2 separate regions of the Homo sapiens genome follow, and region 1 is linked to region 2. The links are chromatin loops, found by intact Hi-C in ENCODE. Cell type or tissue: A673. All regions are shown on one strand. Each heading gives the region's core, and the rest is flanking DNA. Links, peaks and the distances in the headings are about the cores only.

Region 1 (9,070 bases), core at 433-8,432, 170 kb after region 2:
CCCTTCAGAAAACAACACTTGGCTAAAAGCCGAGCTTTCCAATTATGCCATCTATAAATTTAGTGACATTGGCAAGAGAAGCAAAGAAAGAGAGTGTTTGCTTTGGCTCAGGGCTGATTTCCATCCTCTCACTCTGTCCCTCCTGCTGAGAGCTTCCCCATGGAGCATTTGAGGAAAGATAGGAAATAATCATTCAATGGTTACAATGGAGATTGTTGGTTTACGGAGCTAACATATGCTCCCATATGTACTTTCTTTATTGGAAGATTATACCTCATCAACTCATTTCCTTGTCAACCCAGGCAGAAACTAAAGTGCACCCAGATCTCATCAATAAAAGGGGCAAAATTAAATTCATCAAAGAAATGGATGAAACAGGGTCTGAAAGCACATGCCCAGGATCGTGGCTATGCTTGCACTAAGGCGAATATTCTGGCTACACTGGAAGTTGCTTTCCTTGAAGATGTCTTCTGATATTTATCTCAGTAAGGGTTTCTGCAGCTTTGTCTGTGTATCTCTTATATTCTAAGTTCCTTGAGCCTGGGACTGCATGTATATGTTACCCAGGAGGGCTTAAGAAATTCAAGAGCTCTCTGGATGAATGGACATGTTGGAGAGTGGGCATGCTTGGGTCAGGGCTTGTTGTGTGCCAGGCACTGTGCTCAGTTCACCATATAGGTGAGGATCCATGTAGGATCTCAACTCTTCCCGAGGCAGCAACCAATGTAAGTTGTGGCTCACAGAGAATCAGTAGAGAGGAGTAAGAGAATGAGCAGCTCTCATCCTCCCTTTGAAGAGGGTCCTAAGGCATGCAGTCCCAACAGCTGGCAGAAGGGATGCCCCAGCGGCCAGCCATCTTCTTCGCCATCCTGGTTGTTGAGTTCTGAACCTTATCGTTAAACAATAGTCAATTCCACCAACAGATGTCATGCCCTGAGATAGAAATGGGTACTAAAATGAGAAGCAGGAGGCCAGTGAGTGTGGGCACATTTTGGATGACTGCACAGGGCAGACATAGTAGCTCTACCCTCCAGGCTGGTGTGTCATCTATGTCTGGGGGGCATGGAGCTTAATGCCCACTGGGCATCAGGCACAAGTTGGTGTATCTGTTAGATCAGGAAGTGAGCCAGCCGAAATTCTCATTGCACCAGGCACTAAGGAGCCTCCTGGAGAGAACTTATCCTAACGGCAGAGGAACCAGGCAGGGCAAACTTGAGAAGTGTCAAGTGTTATCCAATGAAAAGACCTTCTTCCTTGTTTATCTCTGATCTTGTGCTCTGTCTGATGGATGACTGAGGTCTGTGGTGAGCAGGCTGCTGGAGGGGGCTCTAAGGGAAGTGACCAAGGAACATTGCTTCTGGGCCCCTCTGAGAGCATAGGAACCCCGCCTCCAAGAGCATATAAACCATGCCACTCCCCACACACCTCTTCATGATCTTTTGCGATTTTGAGCACCCAGGGACCTCTCAGAGAGCAGCAGCATCTGGGTTTGGCACTGGGGCCTTCAGAGCCACTGATATGTCCAGTAGTATGGTGCTGCCCAGAGAAATGATGGCACCAGGGGAAGTAGAGGTGGAGCTCACAGGGTGGCCTTGACTCAAATCACATGGTAGTGTGGTCTCAATGGTGAGATTCTACTCTCCTGTGCCTGAAACTAGGTGAGTGCCCTCTTAATATTTCGCGCATTGTTGAATGCAGAACTCACCCTTTCTTGGCTGTTCATAATACAATAGTAGGTTTTTATCTCTTACTAATTTGGGTCCGGAAGTCCACTTCTTTATTTGGAAAGAAAAAATCGAAGCATTTTCAAAGAACTGATGTGCTGAGTTGGGCCATCATGTTTATTATATCATTTTCCCCTAAAGGCTTCAATTTACCAAAAACTGTACTTTAATACTTGATCATGCTGTTCCCTGTCTTAATTTTTTTTTAAACATAGCTGCATTTGCAGAGAACCCCTTGTGGATTAAGAAGCCTAGAAACATCCATGTTGGTATCTGCACTGAGAGGGTCCTCTGAATGCATCAGAGGTATGCATTGGTACTATATGGCAGGTACTATATATTTTTTAGAAGTTGGAGATGCTGCCATTTGAGGAGTTGAAGGCAATTTCCACATTTTTGAATGAACACTGCAACTTGTCTTTGGGGGTAGATCCTCCTACGTTTCCGCAAGCACTCTCTCCGGTGGGGTTGGGAGGGGCTTCCAGTCATGCAGATGTTGGGTAATTAAAAACCACCTCATTTTTCTTGGGGAAGCTCCCACATGTACCAAACAACAAAATGGAAGTCCTACAAACTGAGATTCTGAGTGTTCTGTTCTGAAAAGACAGCTGGTAATGCTGGCAGTGTGTCCTCTCTGAGCTGGAGCTTGTTCAGTTTCATTCTGTTTTGTTCTTACCTCTGTGTTTGACCTGCCCATGCCCAGTGTTAGAAAACACATGTGTCTTCTCACTCTGGCATCTGCTGACAGAAGAAGGGAGCTAGGACCAGATGAGGGCGAGAGGGGCACCTGTCTGAACTCATCTCTTTCCGGTGAGGAAAGACTATGAACAGGACCAGGGTCAAGCTTAGGCAGGGTAGATTGGACCATTGTTATAGTTCTTGGGCTGTTATTTTATTTATTTATTTTTTTGAGACAGGATCTGGCTCTGTCACCTAGGCTGGAGTGCAGTGGTACGCACGATCTCTGCTCACTGCAACTTCTGCCGTCCAAGCTCAAACCATCCTCCCACCTCAACCTCCTAAGTAGCTGGACTACAGGTGTGCACCACCACGCCCAGTTAATTTTTTGTATTTTTTGTAGAAACAGGTTTCACCATGTTGCCCAGGCTGGTCTTGAACTCCTGAGCTCAGGTCATCAGCCTGCCTTGGCCTCCCAAATTGCTGGGATTATAGGCGTGAGCCACCATACCCAGCTTTGGGCTGTTATTTATTGTAGTAAAAAGCCAGATACTGTTGGGTTTTATGACTTTTTTTTCCAGGGTGCACTTGCGGGTGGCTTCCTGAGGAAGTAGAGGTTTCCATTGTCAACCTGAGAAGAAGTTAATTCTAGAGCAGGAGGGTTGCTGGCATTGGATAGAGGGTATAGAAGGACTATGTTCCTAATCTGGGGCCAAGAGTGCAGAGGGGCTTGGGAGACAATGTGCATGAAGATGTCTGGAGCATCCTGGTGGAGGCGATGAGTCAGGTCCCGCCATCGGGGACAGGCTGGGAGGTGCACAAGGACCAGCCTCTCTACACACTCTGTGTGAGGCAGAGCCCATGGGCCTTTGCAATGGCCAGCTCCAGGAGAATGGAGTTGCCTTTTGGGAAGATGTATGCTTCCCTAAATCTGTGCAATGAGAAATTGAAAAGCAAAATGTCCTCATCCCAAAGCTGGGATGATGTGGTCATCAGCAGCCAGACTAGGAAGAAGCAGCAGCTGTGTCTGGCCAGACAAGGAGGTCTGAGAGGAAGAGCCTGGAGCAATTACTGGGAATTTGCTAGAGAGATTTCTATAAACAGGGCTTAAATGCTAATCATTTAGGTATAAAAATAGTTACTTTGATGTGTGTCATGGGTTGGTGAGGATATGGATTCCTGGTTTCCATGGGGATCCCCACAAATCTCAACAATACGTTGTTTTTCTTTATAAAAATTAAAATTAATTATATTAGTGTGTGGGATTCATGCCAGGCCTGTGGAATGGAAAATGCAGGGAGTACTCTTTGGACCAGAAAGAAAAAGGCTGGGAGGGGTTAGGACTTATGTGCACAGGGTCAAACCTATGCAAGTGTAGACACAGGGAAATAAATTTGTTCTGTACACTTACACACACTGGCACTGGAGGGTGACAGGGCTGAGTCTGTCATTCTCCTTTACTGTAAACCATTGTTCCTGGGGCGGGATACCTACAGGGCTGACCACCAGGTTTTTAAAACAGAAAAGAGAACCCAACAGTGTGGCATTCTTCAAGATGATTTGATGGAAAATGTAAGAGATGAAAGGTTCAAACATTTTGCCTTTTCAGACTCTGGTATGAGGAATCAGTAAGAAAATGAAAATAATGGGTTTCTGAAATTAGCACTGAAGTCTGATTTTAGTCCAAGGTGAGATTCCAATTTCCTGTTACCTTGACCTGCCCCCACGACCTCAGTTTCCCCTCAGTGAAATGCCGGGTTATACTAAACGCCTGCTCCTTTGCAGTTGTGATGCTCTAGGCCTCTGCGATGGGGCTACCACTTGCCTGAGACTTGGTCTCTCAAATGGAGATGCTTAGCCTGCTGCCCTTGGCTATGCACACATTGGTGGCTTAAGCAGAGGAAGGCTGTCTTTCAGTCGCCAAGCATGACAAGGAAAAAGGCCTTCATTGCCTAGACAGCCTGCATGCCTGAAGGCCCTTTGCCACCCTGCAGCGCCCCCTGGTGTTTCTAGGTGTCATGCATAGGCATCCTCCCGAGTCCCTTGCATGAAGCCAGGAACCTATTCTATAACGCAGAGAATCCAAGTTGGGGGTGTCAGGATTGCTAGGTCATTTCTCTCTGCCCACCAGATAACAATATTAAAATCCCGGTTATCCCCAGTAGAAAACCAGAAAGGCGCATTAAGCATGAATGCTGTCATATTTCATTTCTGTGTTATACTGAATTCAAAGCACACAAAACATGAAAAGAACAGAACTTCTTTCTCTAGAAACAGCTATTTCTCATCAGCTTTAAATTAAAAGCATGTTCTGGGCAGTCCTTGGCCTTCGACAGCCTGCGTTCATATCAAGTTCTGGTTTACAAGCAGCTGCTGTGTGATTCTGGGTATAACAGTTATCTGTAATTGAAATCACCATAAAACAAATCCCCCCTTCACTGGTGGAGTCGGTAATCAACATCAGGAATGCAGCATTCAGGACCCATAAAATATGCAAGATTAATTTGCTGAACTCCGTTCAGGCTTCCAACAGCTCTGTCACCTGGGGCCAGAGGAGCAGCAAATTCATTCTGAACCTCCACTAGTTTCAAGATATCAAAAGTGGCCTCCTTCATGTCGCTGTCTTCTGCAGTGCGTCTCTGCCTTTGCAGATACTTTCTGGAAAAATCAAACAGTCTGCCAAGGTTATTTGGCTGTGGAGATGCTGAAGTGCTCCATCTAGTTCCTTTCTTCCCTCTTCATTTCTTCCCATCTCAGTAATCTTCCTGCAGACTTCTATAGCCCCAGACTAGGAAAAACAGAAGATCCTGACTTTGGTCAGTGCACCGGACATTCCTGCTTAGATATCATATCAAGGAAGAAGAAATACCTAATGGCAAAGCATTAGGATTTGAGTTAGGTCATCAGCAGCCAGACCAGGAAGACGGCTCAGTGGGTTGCAGTATCTTGCTCAGGCTCCCCCAGAAAGACTCCAGAGCTGGTTGTTGGTTGGGTTCTAGTAATGGTTAAACAGTGTGTAACAGGTGTCCACAGTACAGTCAGGCCCCTTTCCTCTTCGTATTTTTCATGCCCTTGCTACTCCAGCCAAATGAAGTGACTTGCAGTTTGCAGCATGACTGGTCACACTTTGCACCCATATTTTTGCACATGCTGCTGCTTCTCTCTGGCATGTCATGATCTAATCTGGTCTCGTTCCAGCTCTGCTTCTTGCTGCCATGTCTCCCTGAGCAAGTTGCTGTTCTTTGAGTCTTAGGTCCCATTTTAAAGAGAGAACCTTGATTGCCAAAATACCTTTTAATTCTTTTATACTTGGATTTTACAAGAAAGTCTGGGTAGACATTTTTAGGTTTCAACTTCCTCTGTTCAGTCTGGTCTGTTACTTTGTTACTTCAGCAATTTTCGATATTCCAAAAATCTTGTTGATGCCACTCTCCCCTTTTGCCTACTCTGTTTTCTTTGGGCTTGCATGTAATACATCCTTTGTTCCTTAACTATTATCTTCAAAAAGTTTTGAGAGTAGTCAATATCAACATACTTGTTAATTGCCATGCTTATCATGAAGACTCCCGACATTTCTTCTTTCAAATAAGGTGATACAGTAATAGTCTAATTATTACAGATGAGGAAATAGAGGCCCAGAGAGGTTTAGAAAATTGCCCAAAGCCACACAGGTAGTAAGTGGCAGTAGAAAGATTAGAATCTAAAGGTTGCCTTTTAATAAAACCCCTGTTCTTAGTGACTAGGTTGTGCTGTCATGAACACATGACAAATGTGTTCATCTGTCGATACTGTGAACTGGGCTCCTGTTTGTCCACCTTTACATGCTGCTCAGTTCTTAGCACACTGACAACACCAACATTCTGAGCTAAAAAACGAAACAAAACAAAACAAAAAACAAAAACAAAACCCAAAAAAACACATGGACCAGGCAAAGAGACCAAAGCAAAGGATATTCTCACAGGCCCTTGAGAGGCTGATTGCCGGCCTTTCCCCCTCAAGCGCCTGTCAGAATATCCTTTGCTTCAGTCACTTTGCCTGGTCCATGATATATTATGCACAGACAGAAGTGTGCCTTTTGTCATAATTTTAATTTCTACATATAAAATATATACTCCTGTGTCCCCCTGATGTGGTGGTTGAGATTACAGTGAGGAAGACAGTGTAGGGATTTTTTTCCCCCCAAGAACACACTATCATTTTTTTTTTTAAATTGAAATTTCTACTGATGCACTTATAGATTCACATACAGCTGTACAAAACAATACAGGGAGATCTTCCTGTGTGCCCTTTCTCGCTTTCCCTGGATAGTTACATCTTGCACTTTATTCATTCTTTTAGCTGCCTAAATATTATATTGACATATTTTCATTATCAAAGATTCAAATAATATGGAAGCATAAAGGAACAAACATGGAGGTCCTTCTTTAACCACCTGGCTCTTCTCCTGGGCTCTCTCTTCACCCCAGGTGCCACTTTATTCTGCTCTGACTTCTTCTTCCTTCACACTCCTTCCTTGTTTTGTTATGATGGCCAACATGATCCTGGGGCAGAGTGGGATCTGGGGATTTCTGGCTGACTCATCACCTTCAACACTCCGGGGAATCCGGCCTCTCTTCCATGATGATCATAGGTGGCATGGGCAACCTTTGATCTCAACTCTTCTTCTAATTATCTGGCATCTTTTCAATTCCTGTTGCCATCCTTTTCTCTGTACCCAGTCAGAAAGGAATAATTTCTATTCTACAATAGATACAATAATACATTTTCTATACCTGGTAATATTAATAACAAATAGTACAAATAATTAATTAGTAGAAGACAGATATTTTATTTGTTTTATTTGACAGATATTGCCAGACATTGTTCTAAGCACTTTATAAAATATTAATTCATTTAATCCTATAGCAACTCTATGAGGAAGGCATCATTAGTATTTTTACCTTGCAGGGGAGTATATGAGGCAGAGAGAGGTTAAGTATTTTGCCCAAGGTCACACGCAGCTAGTAAATGATGGAGACAGGATGCAAACCCATCAGTCTGGCTCTAGAGTCTGTGCTCTTAACCCCTTATCAGACTCACTGAGAGTTGGAAGGTTCACCCCCTTTCCTTCCCTTCCCTTCTCTCCCCTCCTCTCCCCTCCCTTCCCCTCCCCTTTTTTAATATTGACACATTCCCCCAACATTGACACCTATCTTGCAGGCTATAAATATGTTCTAATATTTAAACCTTGAAAAGGCACATACCCTAACTTATCATTTGTCCCTGTGCACTGTCTCAAGCTCCTACCCCATCTCTCTCTTTCCTATGCTATTTCCTACAAGCCTGGAAAGACTCTTCTATAACTGCTGTCTCAATTCCTCATCTAATTCACCCTTGGGCTCACCGCAGTCAGAGCTTCTATCTCAGTCACTCAGTAGAAGCTACTCTGCCATGATCAAAACTGTCATTTCCTTTTATCTCTCCATATATTGATGTGATTAATTATATTAATGCATTTCCTACCATGGAAACATTCTGCCATTAACATCAGTTTTCATTATTTAAACTCAGTGCTGGATTCCATTTGCTAATATTTTATTTATGACTTTGGTTAGTATCAGATGGACAGACTCCTTTTTGAAACTCGGGAAACATAGGAAGTTCTTTCTAGTTCATTTAGTTTCCTTGTTAATTTATAGGGGTCAGTTTCCTTGTATAAATGGTTTTACTCTGTATGTAGTTCATGTCTCTCCCCATGGGATGTCTACCATTTACCGTTTAAAAGGTAAACAGCTTTCTGCCTGTGGATGACACTGAGGAAATATTGTTAAAGTCCCTCTTCTGACTGTCATTGTGTCTAAGTCAGAGTCTCCTAAAGAGGCTGAACAGCTGCAGAAGCTCTCCATCAAAGAGTTGGGCTTTGAAACAACCGATGAATGTATGAGGAGCCATTTTGAGCAATGGGGAACGCTCACGGACTGTGCGGTAGTGAGGGATCCAAACACCAAGCACTCCAGGGGCTTTGGGTTTGACACATATGCCACTGCGGAAGAGGAGTGGATGCAGTCATGCATGCAAGGCACACAAGGTGGATGGAAGAAACACGGAACCAAAGAGAGCTGCCTCAAGAGAAGATTCTCAAAGACCAGGTGCCCACTTAACTGTAAAAAAGATACTTGCTGGTGGCTTTAAAGAAGACACTGAAGAACATCACCTCAGAGATTATTTTGAACAGTATGGGGAAATTGAAGTGATTGAAATCATGACTGACAGAAGCAGTGGCAATAAAAGGGGTTTTGCCTTTGTAACCTTTGATGACCATGACTCTGTGGATAAGATTGTCATTCAGAAATACCATCCTGTGGGAATGGCTACAACTTTGAAGTAAGAAAAGCCCTGTCAAAGCAAGAGATGGCTAGTGCTTTATCCAGCCAAAGAGGTCAAAGTGGATCTGGAAACTTTGGTGGTGGTCGTGGAGGTGGTTTTGGCAGGAATGACAACTTTGGTCATGGAGGGAACTTCAGTGGTCATGGTGGCTTTGGTGGCAGCCCTGGTGGTGGTGGATATGGTGGCAGTGGGGATGGCTATAATGGATATGGTAATGATGCAAGCAATTTTGGAGGTGGTGGAAGCTACAATGATTTTGGCAATTACAACAATCAGTCTTCAAATTTTGGACGCATAAAGAG
Region 2 (9,070 bases), core at 779-8,778:
CTGTGGTTCAGCAGCACCAGAGTCCCACTCTTTTAGGTAGTTTCAGCTGGGTGGGGCAGCGCAGTCCATAATTCTGAGCTAAGTGGCACAGAATTCATTGTACTTGGTTCTCAGAGACAAGTATCTTACCTTAATGGGTGATTTCTCCAGAAGAGTAAGATGAGGCCCTGCTGCAACCTGGAAATTGCTCAGGGAGTCTGAGGGGCAGGGATCAGAGCCATTTCTACTAGCTGGAAAACTGACATTCTAGGCCACTCAGGGCTTCCTGGGGACAAGTGTCAGGAAGTGCTTAGCCCCATTGATCCTGGCTGCTGTGCTGGGATTCCACAAGGCTGAAAACCTGACTATCCTCCTTTCAAGACTTTGGCCAAGAGCTTGGTGAAGGCAAGGAGAAGTTCTGGAACTGAGTGGGTCTGGGGCAGGACATGGACTGGAAACACTTCTGTGTTTCAGGCACTTTATGTAAACATCCTCATTTATCCATAAAGGTATTTGTGAATAAGGTGGGAAACCTTATTTTCATTTTATAGACGAGGACACAGAGGCTCAGATAAATCAAATGACTTAAGTTCACCGGCCAGTATATGCCTGTGTCAGGAAGTATATTCAGGTCTTCCACACTCTTCCACTAGACCCTTCTCGGTGCTACCGATGGCTGGCCCTCCAGGAGACTATCTGGCATCCTGCCCCGTGCCCATCCCCAGGGGAGGAGCTTTGGATCTTTGTGGACACAGGCTTAGAGAGCTCCATCACCACTTCCACGGTGGGGGATGTGCATGCCATTGTGTTACTCTGCCTGCTTTCTGGAGCACCCCTAGCAGCTACTTCTGGACCCCAATTTCAGTGTCTTGCCTCATGCTCAGGCTGCATGCCTCCTGCCTCTCTCACATGGGCTTTCCTTCCTGCTGCAGAGGCACATGATGCTGCAGGACTTGCTGGGTGTCCACACACAAGACCTGGCTTGCCCAGCCAGGCATGGAGAGCAGTGACCTGCAACCACTCGCAGACCTGCCTCCCATGCTGTGTGGATATGGCTTCCCCAGGGCTTCCCTGGAAGTGTAGGTGAGTTAACGTCCTATGGAGTGACTAATGAGAGACAGCAGATGGGACTGATCTGGATGATAAATTCTCTATTCTCAGCCTGATGGGCTATTCTGAGATGTGGTCTTTCCAGATAGTCCCCCTGGAGAGGTCCATCATGCCCATGCTGTGTATTCTGGTGGGCAGTGGCCAGGGAGCTGCCTGGATTTGCTTTCCCCATCTTCACTTCACACACCTCTCATGCAGCAGCACTTTGTACTTGCTTCCCCTCTTCCCATTCTTCACTTTCCTTTTTCCTTCAGTTTTATTTCCCTTAGATTGCAACTCCCTCACTCTAATAAAGTGTTAGCATGCAACTTTTACCCAGAGTTCTGTTTTCTAGGCAACACAGGCTAAGACAATAATAACAGTAAGAATAATTTTTTTTACCACATATTGAGTTTACTACGTGAGTTACATCATCTCACTGAATCCTTGCACAATCTCTATGAAGAAGGTACTATTATTATCACCATTTTAAAAACAAGAAAATGAAGTATCAGAGATGTTAACCCATTTCCCCTTGGCCCCAAGAATACTCGCCAGCATGCTTGCTGCTGCATTGTTTACCCTGAGATAACTCATGGATTGCAGTCCTAACTTTACCCCCAAAGTTTACCACCACAAAATATCTCGCTTTTATTATTATTTTCACATCACTCTAGTCTATCAACTTTGGAAACAAAAGACAACATTATATTAATGGCATTCTGTTTTTAGTAGTGGTCTTTCCATTTATGAAATTTCCATTTATGAAATAATTCCTGATTGCTGAGAATGTCAAATCCTAGAAAACGTAGCATTCCTACATGTGATTTTTTTTTTTCTAAATGGGAACATGCTCTGGTCACACGAAATGTAAGTGGCAAAGTGAGGATTTAACTCAACTCATCTGTTCAACTCCAGAACCTGAACTCTAAACCACCCTTGAATAAAGTTGCCTTTAACCTTGAGAGATAGCAAGGAAACAGCAGTCTCTGCAAGAAGCCACCTTCAGGAGACTCCCAAGGATTCCCAGGAAGCCCAGGGAGAACCTCAGGGGAAAGCTCTCAGATACTCACGTTGTAAACGCTGGGTTGTATTTGGCACCTCGGTAGTAAGAGTACAGGTTGAACATCCCAATCATGAAGGCCACAAATACCATGATGAAAATGACCATGAACTTGAAGATATCTTTCACAGTTCTCCCTAGCGAGATCTGCAGGGGCCCAAAACTCTCGTTGGCTGGCAGAATGTATGCAATGCGAGAGAAGCTCAGCACGACGGCTATCGCGTAGAGCCCTTCCGATATGATCTGAGGGTCTGAAGGCCACCACTTGTCCCTGGCTAAAAGAAAACAATCTGGGTTACTCACGAGGCCACAGGATCTATTCTAGAAGAGAAACCAGTTAGGCATCTTTAGAGGTCTCCAACTGCATCATTTGCCATTCTTGTCCTTGTCCTTAAATTAATCCCAATATCCAGAAGTTGCCACCCTCCCTCTTGGAATGTGCTGGACCATCTGCCTGGAACACTCTTCTCTCACTTCGAAGTATGATTCATTCCTAATCCTCCTCTAAGACTCTGCTCAGGCATCACCTCTTTCAGGAAGCCTTCTGTGATCCCCCTTACCCCCACCACGGGCTGGGCAGGTTCCCAGTTTCCGTCTGTGCTCTCATTGTATCCTGTACACCCTCCATGTCTTGGCACTCACCAGGCCACTTGCTATTCTGTCTCCCTCACCAGTGTTTAGCTCCATGCTCAGGAGCTGTCCCACTCACTGGGGAGGCAGCGCGAGGAATAAGATGGGCAAGAGCATGGACTTGGGAGTCAGACATCCCTGAGGCTGAATGTGGCCCATCCACCTACTGGCCACATGACTCTGAGAGACAACTAACTAACCTTTTGAGCTTTATTTTCCTCCTCTCTAAATTATGGATAATATCCATTTCACAGGACTGTGGAGAGGATGAAATGAAATCATACATGTAAAGTGCTCAGCACAGGGTCTGGCACACAGCAGGTACAGATAAGTGTTTGTCAAATGACTGAATAGACTTTTAACCACAAGTTTAGACCAGACACAGGTCAGAACAAATAAGCTCACATGGGGACCAGGAATCTAAAGGATCTTGCCTGAAAAAATACTCTTGGGTTTTGTTCCTCAGGTACTGTGTGCTGGGATATTGCTCCTTGATTAAGCTAAGGCCCCAAAGTGGTGACCAGTCAGGCAGGTTTGCCACGACAGCCCTGTTCCAGGTAGGCAAGGGTCCTAGGACTGATCCTGAGCTGGGAAGGCTCTGCTTGTGGTCACTGTGACCACAAGGGCCTGAGCTCTCCTATGGGTATTTCTGCTGCAGAGCAAACCTGCAAAGTGTTCCTATTGCAGTTCTAATGGTACAAGGAGCAGCACCTATCACGAATCAGCTGTCTATTACATGTCAGTGATTCTCAAGTGAGGGCAGCACTTCTCTCATGGAGGATGTGTGGCGGTGTCTCTGGTTGTCAAAGTGACTGAATAGGAGTACTACTGGGATGCTAATGTCCTGCAATGCTCCAGACAGATCTGTACAATGAAAACTGCCCTGCTGGAAAAGCTAATAGTGTCCCTATTGAGAAATGCTGAGTGAAATATTAATTGAGAAGCATTGAGAAACCTAAATTAGCACTTACACTTACATTAGCTGTAATTTTCACAACAGCCCTGTAGAGTAGATATCATTATTGCCATTTTTAAGATTGGATTTAGGGTATGGGGTCCTTTTCAGAGACCGGTAAATGCAGATAGCAAGGATATTACATAGCAATTCGTGGCATTCCAAGGGAGATTGAAGAGGAAGGCTTTTATTCTTTATTTTCAAAACTAGACTCTGTTAAATAATTATAATAATAGAGAGCAGTAAGAAACCTTTAGTAAAGGAAGCCAGGCCACAAAGTTTCATGGAGTGATTCTAAATTGCATTTGGAAATATAATAACATTACAGATTCTATGTTCTCATCAAGGTCATACCTCAAAAAACCATGAAAGACTAGTAAGCAGAATAAATTACATGTTTTCCAATATATCTGTCATCTTCTATGGATAAATATTTGGATAAGATAAAATAAGACATAACTTCTCCCGTTAAACAGAAGGCAAAAAGGAATTCTTTTTTTCTGCGGCCTCTAGCTCACCATCTTAAACCTCAGTCACAATAACAAGACACTCTTATAATCTACTCAGATAGATTTAGCTGTTGTCAGATCCTGGTGACTAGGTCAGGACTTATATTGAAAAATATTATATTTCAACTGACTTGTAAAGAGTTGTGATGAGTGTAGAATGAACAGCACTGTGATGATTTGGACAAAGGGGTTTTCTCCTTAGAGCTATTTCCAAGAGAAAAATTGCCCTATCACAACCTGAAAAATTGTTATCTGCGCATTTGGTGCTGTAGAGGTTGGAAGGAGCCACCGTCCAGCTGGCCACAAGAGGGCTCTCCTGCCCTGTAACTGGAGCACAAGTTAAGCCAGAAATCCAAAGGATTTCCAAGGGCACAGCGTGAACCGCAAATACAAGAGCAATAACGTACTATGCTTTGGGTTGGGTGAGACCTTAATACAACCCATAAAGCAACAGAAGTCAGAAGTGGACAATACTGCAGCCTGAATCCTGGCATTAAGAAAAGTACATAATGCAGCATCAATATTCTCTCTTCCTTCCTTGATGAACCCTAACAAGACAGAGGATAATATCCAAGCTATTTTGCTTTAAGAAAGTCTGAATTTGCCAAACCCCAAAATGGCAGAGGGTGGGTGGGTGGATGACTTGTAATACTACAAGACTCTCCATTTCTCAATGGAGATTTCCCTACCACATTTACATGTAACATAATCTACACTGAAAACGGGCAGTTACTCAACTTTTGCGTTAAGCGAACAACCCTCTGCAGATCATTGTTGTACCTGACCACAGAATCATTGTTGTATCTTACCATAAAGATTCTGTGGTCCCGGAGCCATCTGGCTTCATGTAACAGGGACATTCAACACTCAATCCCTTCAAGATGTTGTAGCTACCATTAGCAATTGCCTACTAAGTGTCCAGCTGCTTTTTACTGTTAACAAGTATCTACTGTTCCTTCAACTTTCAACATCTTTCTGTTTCAGTACAGAAATTACAGTGTTTGAACAAGAAAATGACCCAAAAGGTAGTAGTAAGACATAACTTATTTTAAAATAAGTAAGCAGATAATAGCTGCTACCATTAAGTGAGCATTTACTATTTTCACAGCAGAGTGCAAAGCGCTTCACATACACTATTTTATTCAGCCCTCAAAACAAACTTTTTGATGTAGGTATTATTATCTCTGTTTTACATATGAGAAAAAAGAGCTCAGAAAAGTTAAGTAAACAAGATCTCACAGTAAACTACCGAACTAGGATTTGAATCCAGGTCTCTTCTACTCCAAAGCTTGGGGACATAACCACTATGCTATTCAGCATGATTTTCAAATCATGTCAGGCCAGGATTCCCTGCTATACAAGGCAATCCTGTATTTTCTGGAAACATTATAAGCCCTGCTATAAAAACCTGATTCTTCATGTTTAAAATAGGGACAAAAGAAGGACCCTTTTTTGCCGGGCTATTTGCAAGAATTAGAATTGTGTGTATAAAATGTCTACACAATTCCTGGCACATAGTAGGTTCTCAATAAACATATGTTATAACTATTATTAGTATTCCTAAAGTCTCAATCTACTACATCAAACTGTAAGCCTTTGCATTTTGCAAGAATTAAGGTAATTAAGGTATCTTCTAAGAATGTATCTTGCCACCAAGCAATAACTAGGAAAGCAGGATTTATTTTTGCACAAAACACAGGGATCCAATATAGAAGGAAAATTCTTCCGCATATACATATCCCTTTAGCGCTCCTGGATGCACATCAGAAACAAGACGTTTCTTAAAAACAAACAAACTACAGAAATGTTCCCAAGGGCCTTTCAGAAACAAATTCACCCTTAACACAAAAAGATTCATTTCTCAAAGTCACTAATTCCACGTTCTATTCTGCTGGCTACACTTCCAGGACCAAGGGTTTTTTTGAGGTGGAAAGGATGCTCTGCACTGACAGTGGAACTGCCAAAGTCGGCTGTGTTACAAATCATGGGCCACTTGATTACAAATAGCGTTACAAGTTCACCAGCCACAGTGAAGCACCAGGCCCACGTCCCGGAAGCGCCAAAATGGAGTAGGGGAAGCACTCTCCGACTCACCGTAGGTGAAGTATGCCACTTCCGGCGGAAGCGAGACATTGTGCAGCGTGTCGTCCTGCACGTGCTGGTCCACGTACAGCTGTGCCTCCGTGGCCTTCAGGAAGGCCATGAAGCGTGCTGTGAAGGAGGCCACGAAGATGGACAGCATCCCGAAATCTAGCAGGTTCCACAAGTGCAGCACGTACTCCCGTGGCCCCTCCTCCCAGATTTCCTTGCATTCGGACCAAATCATTCCTGTGGGAGAAGGAGAAGGCCAGGCTCACTTTTCGTTTCTCTTGGCATTTGTGACCGCATGAGGTCATGGAGGGAACCAGAGTACAAATGTAAATATCAGCTCTTTGGAGCTGGGACCGTCGATAGCCAGAGGCAGACAGAAACGTGTTTTCAAAGGCAGATTTAGACCCAGGAGACTCAGAGACTTGGCCTTGTGCTTACGAACACACTGTCTCTGCAAGTGAGGAGAGAGTTTTCATTCGTTGATAGATTCTTGGAGGGAATATAGGAGAAATACAGTTGCTGACATTTATACACTTTAAGAACTTTAAGAACTTAAAGAATCAATTAGTCCTAAATTAAATATAGGGAAACTGAGGTCCAGGAATTGTAAAGGGCTTTCTGAAGGTCCCCCCACTCCATGCCCCAAATTCTACAGAAATGCCCCAAGAACCTAGAACTATGGTTTTTTTTGGACATAGAACCCAGTTTTTTGTTTTGTTTTGTTTTGTTTTTAAATCCCAGATTAGAATGCTTCTGTATTTCTGTGTCATGAGCATTAATTTAGGGTTATTAGATTTTTTCTTACTCTTTCATAACTTATTGGATTTTAAAGATATATGTCCTCATTGTTACATACTAAACAATATAGAAGTATATAAACAAAATGTTACTAGTTTCCCCAGCCTTCCTCTAAGCCAGCAGCCCTTTTGGCACCAGGGACCAGTTTCATGGAAGACAATTTAACACAGGGTGGGGTTGGAGTGGGGGTGGAGGGTGGGATAGTTTCCAGATGAAACTGTTCCACCTCAGATCATCAGCCATGAGATTCTCATAGGATGGCAACCTAGATCCCTCACATGCATAATTTACAATAGGGTTTAGGCTCCTATGAGAATCTAATGCCGCTGCTGATCTGACAGGAGCTGGAGCTCAGGAAGTAATGCTGGCTTGCCCACCGCTTACCTCCTGCTGTTCAGCTCGATTCCTAACAGGCCACAGACTGGTACCAGTTGGCGGCCCAGGGGTTGGGGACCGCTGCTCTAAGCCATCCCTGTGAGGTAGCCTGAGCTAATAGTTGATGAGTATCCTTCTAGACCTGTACTGTCCAATACCATAGCCACCAATCATATGTGGATACTGAGCACTTGAAATGTGTCTAGTTTGAGATGTGCTGTAAATGTAAGGTACACACCAGATTTCAAACACTTACTATGAAAAAAGAATGTAAAGTATCTCATTAATAATTTTTTGCATCAGTTACATGTTGCAGTGATTAATATTTTGGATATGATAGGTTAAGTATGTTGTTAATTTCACCTATTTGTCTTTATAATATGGCTTTTAGAACATTTAAAATTATATAGCTCATGGTTGTTGCTTGCCCTGTATTTCTATTGAATAATGCTATTCTATACCTTCACATTTACTGATTACTAAATTATTACTATTTAAATTATTTTAAATTACCGGCATACCTTGTTTTATTGCACTTTGCTTTATTGTGCTTCACAGAGACTGTGTTTTTTTCAAATTAAAGGTTTGTGGCAACCTTGTGTTGGGAAAGTCTATTGATACCATTTTCCCAATAACGTGCTCACTTTTGGTCTCTATGTCATATTTTGGTAATTCTCACAATATTTCAAACCTTTTCATTATTATATTCATTATGGTTGGTCTGTGACCAGTGGTCTTTGTGATCTTTGATGTTACTATTGTAACTGATTGGGGGTATCATGAACCACTCCCATATAAGATGGCAAACTTAATCAATAAATGTTTTGTGTGTTCTGACTGCTCCACTGACCTGCTGTTTCCCTGTCTTTCCCTCCCCTCGGGCCTCCTATTCCCAGTATTTCAACAATATTGATATTAGGCCAATTAATAGTTCTACAATGGTTTCTAAGCTTTTAAGTGAAAGGAAGAGTTGCATTGCATTTCTCACTTTAAATCAAAAGCTACAAATGATTAAGGTTAGTGAGGAATGTGTATCAAAAGCTGAGATAGGCCAAAAGCTAGGCCTTTTGTGCCAGACATCTAAGTTCTGAATGCAAAGAACAAGTTACTGAAGGAAATTAAAAGTACTACTCCAGTGAACTCATGAGTGATTGATTAAACCAGCTATGGCATTCCCTTAAGCCAGTGCCCAAACCAGAGGAAGACCCTCACTCTCTTTAATTCTATGAAGTCTGAGAGAGGTGAGGAAGCTGCCAAAGAAAAGTTTGAAGCTAGCAGAGGTTCGTTCATAAGGTTTGAGGAAAGAAGCCATCTCCATAACATAAAAGTACAAGGTGAAGCACCAAGTGCTGATGCAGAAGCTGCAACAAGTTATCAGAAGATCTAGCTAAGATAATTGATAACAGTGGCTACAGTAAACCACGGATTTTTGATGTAGATTAAACAGCTTTATCTTGAAAGAAGATGCCATTTAGAACTTTCAGAGCTATAGAGTAGACATCAGTGCCTGGTTTCAAAGCTGTGTAGGGCAGGCTGACTCTCTTGTTAGGGACTACTGCGGCTGGTGACTTTAAGTTGAAG

What was found. Hi-C counts contacts between places; a loop is a spot of excess contacts. Peaks named below come from ENCODE experiments on the same cell type or tissue, not always from the same donor. Only the 100,000 strongest peaks of a DNase experiment are listed, where the experiment ranks them.
Region 1: a loop joins it to region 2, with 7 times the contacts of the local background. A loop is called at or near these places in 54 of 110 quality-filtered maps.

What each region holds. Positions count from the first base shown.
Region 1 is chr5:136,420,658-136,429,727 of GRCh38, forward strand. It overlaps the pseudogene HNRNPA1P13. Among named protein-coding and RNA genes, the nearest start is that of TRPC7, 60 kb to the left of the region's middle. In A673, for the core only: CTCF peaks have their summits at 4,422 (motif pointing left) and 4,622; a DNase peak (open chromatin) is centred at 4,384; H3K27me3 peaks cover 5,007 bases.
Region 2 is chr5:136,245,330-136,254,399 of GRCh38, forward strand. TRPC7 (transient receptor potential cation channel subfamily C member 7) reads right to left here. Exons shown (of 12, transcript NM_020389.3): 6 at 6,320-6,553; 7 at 2,142-2,406. The region is part of intron 1 of TRPC7-AS2 (TRPC7 antisense RNA 2); the gene reads left to right. Among named protein-coding and RNA genes, the nearest start is that of TRPC7-AS2, 23 kb to the left of the region's middle. RefSeq lists an enhancer at 5,875-6,375 and a silencer at 6,058-6,258. In A673, for the core only: a CTCF peak has its summit at 4,531 (motif pointing right); a DNase peak (open chromatin) is centred at 4,552; H3K27me3 peaks cover 5,018 bases.